2 separate regions of the Homo sapiens genome follow, and region 1 is linked to region 2. Evidence: chromatin contacts called from ENCODE Hi-C or POLR2A ChIA-PET data. All regions are on one chromosome and are shown on one strand. Each heading gives the region's core, a stretch centred on a gene start or an enhancer-like site at or near the end of the contact. The rest is flanking DNA. Distances are from core to core; before and after follow the strand shown. Region 1 overlaps CCDC73 (coiled-coil domain containing 73). Region 2 overlaps CCDC73 (coiled-coil domain containing 73).

Region 1 (3,236 bases), core at 697-3,196, 49 kb before region 2:
GCTTGAACCTGGGAGGTGGAGGTTGCAGTGAGCCAAGATCACATTACTGCACTCTAGCCTGGGCAACAGAGTAAGATTCCATCTCAAAAACAAACAAAAAAAACAAATCCAACAGCATATCAAAAAGATAATCCACCATGATCAAGTAGGTTTCATACAAGGAATGCAGAGATGGTTTAACAGACGTAAGTCAATAAATGTCATATATCATGTAAACAGAATTTAAAAGAAAAATCACGTGATCATCTCAGTAGACACAGAAAAAGTATTTGGCAAAATCCAGCATCCCTTTATGATTAAAACCCTCAGCAAAATCATCATAGAAGGGACATACCTTAAGGTAATAAAAGCCATCTATGACAAACCCACAGCCAACATTATACGGGGAGAAGTTGAAAACATTCCCTCTGAGAACTGGAACAAGACAAGGATGCCCACTTTCACCACTTCTATTCAACATAGTACTAGAAGTCCTAGCCAGAGCAATCAGACAAAAGAAAGAAAGGGCATACAAATTGGTAAAGAGAAAGTCAAACTGTCGCTGTTTGTGGATAGTATGATCATATATCTAGAAAACCCTAAAGACTCATCCAAAAAGCTCCTAGAACTGGCAAATCAATTCAACAAGGTTTCAGGATACAAAATTAATGTACACAAATCAGTAGCTCTGCTTTACACCAATAGCAATCAAGCTGAGAATCAAATTAAAAACTCAACCCCTTTTACAATAGCTGCAAAACAAACAACAACCAAAAAAACATAGGAATATACCTAACCAAGGAGATGGAAGACCTCTACAAGGAAAACTACAAAACACCACTGAAAGAAATCACAGATGACATAAACAAATGGAAACACATCCCATGCTCATGGATAACTAGAATCAATATTGTGAAAATGACCATATTGCCAAAAGCATCCACAAATTCAATGCAATTTCCATAAAAATACCAGCATTATTCTTCACAGAACTAGAAAAACTAATTTTAAAACTCATATGGAACCAAAAAAGAGCCTGCATAGCCAAAGCAAGACTAAGCAAAAAGAACAAATCTGGAGACATCACATTACCTGACTTCAAACTATTCTACAAGGCCATAGTCACCAAAACAGCATGATACTGGTATAAAAATAGGCACATAGATCAATGGAACAGAATAGAGAACCCAGAAATAAACCCAAATACTTACAGCCAACTGATCTCTGACAAAGCAAATGAAAACATAAAGTGAAGAAAGGACATCCTTTTCAACAAGTGGTGCTGGGATAATTGGCAAGCCACATGTAAAAGAATGAAGCTAGAACCTCATCTCTCACCTTAACAAAAATCAAATCAAGATGGATCAAAGGCTTAAATCTAAGACCTGAAGCCATACAAATTCTAGAATAACCATAAAAATTCTGGAAAAACCCTTCTAGACATTGGCTTAGGCAATGACTTCATGACAAGAACCCAAAGTTATTTTTAAGCCACAAAATTTAAGTTCCTGAGGGAGATGTTCCATTATTGAGCACGTAAGTTATATAGAGGTGGGGGTGATTTCAGAAATGTTTGGAACCTGTTGTCTGAAGCAGCCAGTGAAACCCAGAAAAATTCTTAATTGTCTCTTAGTAACCAGCCTTGGAAAGTATTGAATCGTTTATAATTCATCAGGAGTGATACATTTACCCCCTTGAGATTAATCATACCGTAAATAATGTGCTTTGTTCTGACAAACTTCTAAACTTTTTTTGGAATTTTCACGACCTTGCTAAAAGAGTAAGTTGATAAATGGAATCAGTCTTACAACTCTCCACATCTTTAGAACGTCGAAAAAACTTGTCCCCATATTATGCAAGTGTAGTGTTACAAGGAAATTTAATATCCTTGAGGTTCCTCAGTAAATCCCTGACGCATCACTATCCAGGTAAATTTTTGACTTTCCCAGGAAAAAACAAATAGGTGTTGACTATCTTGATCTAAAGGGACAGTATAGAAAGCACAACACGTATCTATAGTGGTTAAAAAAAAAAAAAAAGTAACTTCGAGTAGCACTGAAGATAACATAGTACTTGGGCTCAGTAATACAAAGAAGTGGGTAAAATGTTTATTTTATTTATGGTCTTAAGGTCTTGAACAAATCTTTATCCTCATTCACTGGGTTTTTTGACTGGGAAACAACAGTGTTTAAAGACTGACTCATTTTTACTGTGACTATTTTTATACCAGTCATACTTCATAAGGTATGACTCATCTTTTCTCTATTAGGCCTTTGGACTATTGGCTTTAGTTCTTCTTTAGCATCTGGTTTTAGAGGTATTTTGTAAACTTAGGTAGAGGTTTAGATGGGTGGATCTGAACCTTACTGCCAATATCAGTAAAACTTTTTTCCCACAAAGTGCTACTTCATGGAGATCTTCAATTTGGTTTGATCATACATAAAGTTACCAGTAAGTCAACATCTAAATTAGCTACGATCTGATTATGAACAGGAAAGTCATCAGGGATCTGAGGGAAAAGAAAAGGAAAATAAAAAACAGGAGAGAACTTAATTTTGCAATTCTGTTTACATAATAGATCCCTATCTTTTAATTTGATGGGCATGATGTTGTAAAGGAAAATAATATTTCTCATTTGGGGAACCGAGGTTGGCAGTTAACAGGCTGAAACAGGGAGAATATCTGTGGATTATTTGAGATACCCCTATCTGTGTAGCTCATTGGCTTCAAGAGAGAGGTTACTTTTAATATTTAGAGAAATTTCTCTTTGCAAGTTTGAGAATAAAATGAGAAGTTGAATACACGATTTCTCCCCATAGCAGTGTCATTGATTTGCCCACTGATTATTTTCCTTTATTTTCTTAGCTAGACCATGACAATTATTTTTCTAATGTACTTTCTGCGTATAAGTACTTATACGTGTCTTTACCAAGAGGCACTCTCCTCTAGTGCTTGATGACCGCAGTGGGAACATTTAGTTATTTTATTTGTGAAGCCATTAGTTTATTTTATTTGTGTTCTAAGCCTTTTTTTTGAAGATGTAGATTTGGAGATCTAGTAGTAGAGCTATTTCCCATTACAAATTTGTTACATATTAAATTCCCTGGTTCTGTATTTAAGGCTATTCACAAAAATTGAGGAAAGAGCTGGAAGTCAACAGCTTCAGAATCTACTCCTCAAGGAACCTATCCCTGAAGTCTCCAGTGGACTCATTCTTTCCTTCCTTCCTTGCAGGTGTGGTTAGAGTCACCTTTATT
Region 2 (3,252 bases), core at 335-2,834:
CTTTGTGGTTGAAGGAAGGGTTGGAAGAATCCTGGAGCTATACCTGTTGGCTTCTCTTCTCTGTTAGCAGCCCTGGAGGGGTACCATGGAACTGCTAAAACTTCTCAGGGCGTGATTTGAAAGTGGTTAACTGGATCCAACCTGTTTTTTTTTTTTTTTTTTTTTTTTTTGGTAGAGAGAACTGACCCAAAGAGACTGGGTGAATTAATGTCAAGCAGCTTATAAAAAAGATTTTCCACCTTGCCTCACTTTGTTTTGCATAATGGTTGTAATCAGTAGTATTCTAAGCAATCTGTAATTTTTATAACATTAGCTGAAACTGTTCTTGTAACTGACATTGTGATAATTCCCCAACATTCATTCCACCTCATTCCGTCTCCAAGCCAATTAATATTACTCTATTCCTCATGGCAGTGTTTGGTTCAGGAATGAGCATGTGATCCAATTCTGGCAAGCAAGAGGTAGTTCAAGGAAACATTTTCTTTCTCTTTAATGAGTCCCAGAATGATACAATTGCCATGTAATACCTGAATTGGCCTCTTGTTAATAGTCTAAGGAAGAGGCCCAAGAATGGAAAGTGGAGACATGAAAATAACTAGTCTATATTGAACTATATCGAGTATCCAGGTCAACCAGCCTGCCTAACTTTGTGGTCCCTGTTATAGGATAGTAAATTTCCTGATTATTTTGTGGTTTAGTTATGGTTTTCTGATATTTATAGCTAAAGCATCCTAAGTGTTACTGACACTTTGTGTTTTTCATTACCAAATACTGTGTTTTGTACAAATTTATGGATGTTTAAAACATAAAATGATTGGTTTATGACATTTATGTCATAGTTAACTTTTCCAAGGTCGTCTACTCTTAAAATAAATTCCTCTGACTCCCTGATTATCTTTTTCCTCCATTCTTCCAAAACTCTGTAAGGATAGAGTTTTGGGATAGAGTTTTGCTTTTCTCAAAGTCTTTGTTTCAGTGAGCTCAGACTTTAGTCAGCCATTCACTTCATGTGCATGACGGCATACATAGTTTTTCAATCTCACATTTCTCTTAATCTCTGGTTCTATATGTTCAACTACCTGTAGATCATCTCCTTTTGTGACTTATTGTAACTTCAGGGTTAACAGGTCACACATTGGGTTCTTCACTCTCCCATCCACTCTACCTCTGAAAAAAAAAATTCATGCAACTCTCCTTTCAAAGGAAGCTATCTTGCTGCCTGTGAAGGTGAATCATGACTGATACATAGAAACTTTATTTGAGGGAATTCCTCATGTTCAGCCTTTTGTAATTTGAAAAAAATGTAAATGAAGGACTTTTTTGAGAATAGTTAACCTATGGTTCAGGCTTAATAATTTGTATTTTTTTAGCTTTTGAAAGAATCTGTCTCAGGACATTTTCTGTCTCTTATTTTGTGTAATTTTAAATATACTTTTTGTCTCTTCCATCAGTGAAGCACACTTTCTATTTCCTTTCCATTTTTGTGTTTCTTCCTTTCGCATTTCATGGTCCCCTTTTCCTTTCTTCCAGTTTCACTTAGTCACTCTAGAATCATCTTTGACTCATTTTTGACTCATCTTTTTCCTTTATTCTCTTTGTTCAGTCTATTATATTTTTTTTTAGAATGTCTCATATTTTTTACTTTCCATTTTTCAATACTATAGACACTCATCATCTCATGCCTGGATTAATATAATAGCCTCTTAGCCAGTGTTCTTTTCTCAAGTTTTTATTCATTCTTTTTGCCAGACTAAGTTTACTAAGATACTGATTTAACTTCTATGTGCCTGACACACAGGAGGTACTTGGTATATGTAGAAGAAATGATAAATAATTCTCCTTTGCCTACCAAATCAAGTCCCAGGCTTCTTTAATTGGCTTTCCAGAGCTTTCATGATCTGGTCCATTCTACATGTTCAATATTGTTTGTTATTGCTTCTTAACAAGCATCTTCCATTCTATTTTAGCCAAAATTCTTTGTTGCCATTAGCATAATTCTTAGTTCTTTCTGCCTTTTGGTTTTGTTTTCCTCTACATCCCTTCCCATACTTGAAATGCTTTCTCTCAATGTACTTGTACTAAACAGGGTTGGACCAGGAAAGAGGTGGCACGGTGGAATGGTAATTGAGAAAAGATTAATGAACTACGTAAATGAAAGCTATTTACGTAGTTGTAGACAGAGGTAAGGGAAAACAACAAGGGATGGTGAAGCACCCCACAGATAAAAGTAGTGGGAGAATGATTAGCACACCTGTACCTGAAGAGATAAGGGAATGAAGCAGATGCTGGAATCTGGAAAGAGCTGTAGCTATAGCTGCAGAAGAAAGCCTAAGGCAGAAGCTGTGGGGTTTTTTTTTCTTTTTCTTTTTTTTTTTTAAAGAGACTAGGGTAGGGGGTGGGTTTTTATTTTTAAGAGATGGGGGCGGTGGGGGGTCACTGTGGCGCAATTATCGGTCACTGCAGCTTTGAACTCCTAGGCTCAAGTGATCCTCCAGCTTCAGCTTCCTGAGTAGCTAGGACCAGAGGCATACACCATCATGCCTGGCTTATCTTTTTATTTATTTAGAGACAGGGTCTTGCTTTGTTGCCCAGAATAGTTTTGAACTCTTGGCTTCAAGCAATCCTCCTGCCTTAGCCTCCCAAATCACTAGGATTAGCTGTGATCTTTGGTAAAGATATAGAGGTATTACCAATTTGTGGTTAGTAGGGAGGGAGCTGGTAAAATACCTCATTCTCTTTCTCTTTATAGCCTACTGATCTACTAGTACCTCCCACAGATTTAACCCAATCAGGAGCCAGAAGGCAGAGAGTTTGCTATACCCACAGATATCAGCCACATAGGGCACAGAGCAGTGTGGAGAAAGGGTGGGAAGTGAATCAGGAGTGATAAATGGAGGATATCCACTATACTACTCATTCTTCAAGGCCCAGCTCAAGGTCTACCCCCTTCATTCAAACTTTGGTTCATTCCTTCGATATATACTAATTGTTCTCTTTATGCCAGACATCAATTTGTCTGCCTGCTTTTCTAAGAATAGAGCCCTATCTCTTGACTCACGTGGTTACTTTAGCAGTCATTTTATGCAGTGTACATATCCAAAGGTGATATTTGAACTAAGACCAATGAGTCCTTTCTCCTGGATTTTGAATTTGGAGTTAGGATATACTTGGGTGAGTTTTTCCCTGGGTGGCTAAAGCTGTAACATGTAGAACTTTGAAGGTATTAGTAGCCCTGTTTTCTGCTGCTCCTCT

The links. Hi-C counts contacts between places; a loop is a spot of excess contacts on that map. ChIA-PET counts read pairs that join two places held with the same protein, here RNA polymerase II (POLR2A). Pooled maps may share reads with other maps.
Region 1: a pooled map shows a loop between it and region 2 (2.2-fold over the local background). The contact joins two enhancer-like sites. A Hi-C loop is called at or near these places in 1 of 168 maps with a recorded cell type or tissue (PC-3), 1 of 37 single-sample maps with no recorded cell type and 1 of 50 pooled maps. POLR2A ChIA-PET finds 5 or more read pairs at or near these places in 2 of 52 experiments (IMR-90 and OCI-LY7).

The regions. Positions count from the first base shown.
Region 1 is chr11:32,706,166-32,709,401 of GRCh38, reverse strand. The region is part of intron 3 of CCDC73 (coiled-coil domain containing 73); the gene reads left to right. Among named protein-coding and RNA genes, the nearest start is that of CCDC73, 87 kb to the left of the region's middle. Within about 2 kb of position 1,946, at least 3 of the 41 ENCODE cell types and tissues checked have a DNase peak (open chromatin) inside an H3K27ac peak, as active enhancers do; they include PC-3, where a contact is called at or near this core.
Region 2 is chr11:32,657,148-32,660,399 of GRCh38, reverse strand. The region is part of intron 9 of CCDC73 (coiled-coil domain containing 73); the gene reads left to right. Among named protein-coding and RNA genes, the nearest start is that of EIF3M, 75 kb to the right of the region's middle. Within about 2 kb of position 1,584, at least 2 of the 41 ENCODE cell types and tissues checked have a DNase peak (open chromatin) inside an H3K27ac peak, as active enhancers do; they include PC-3, where a contact is called at or near this core.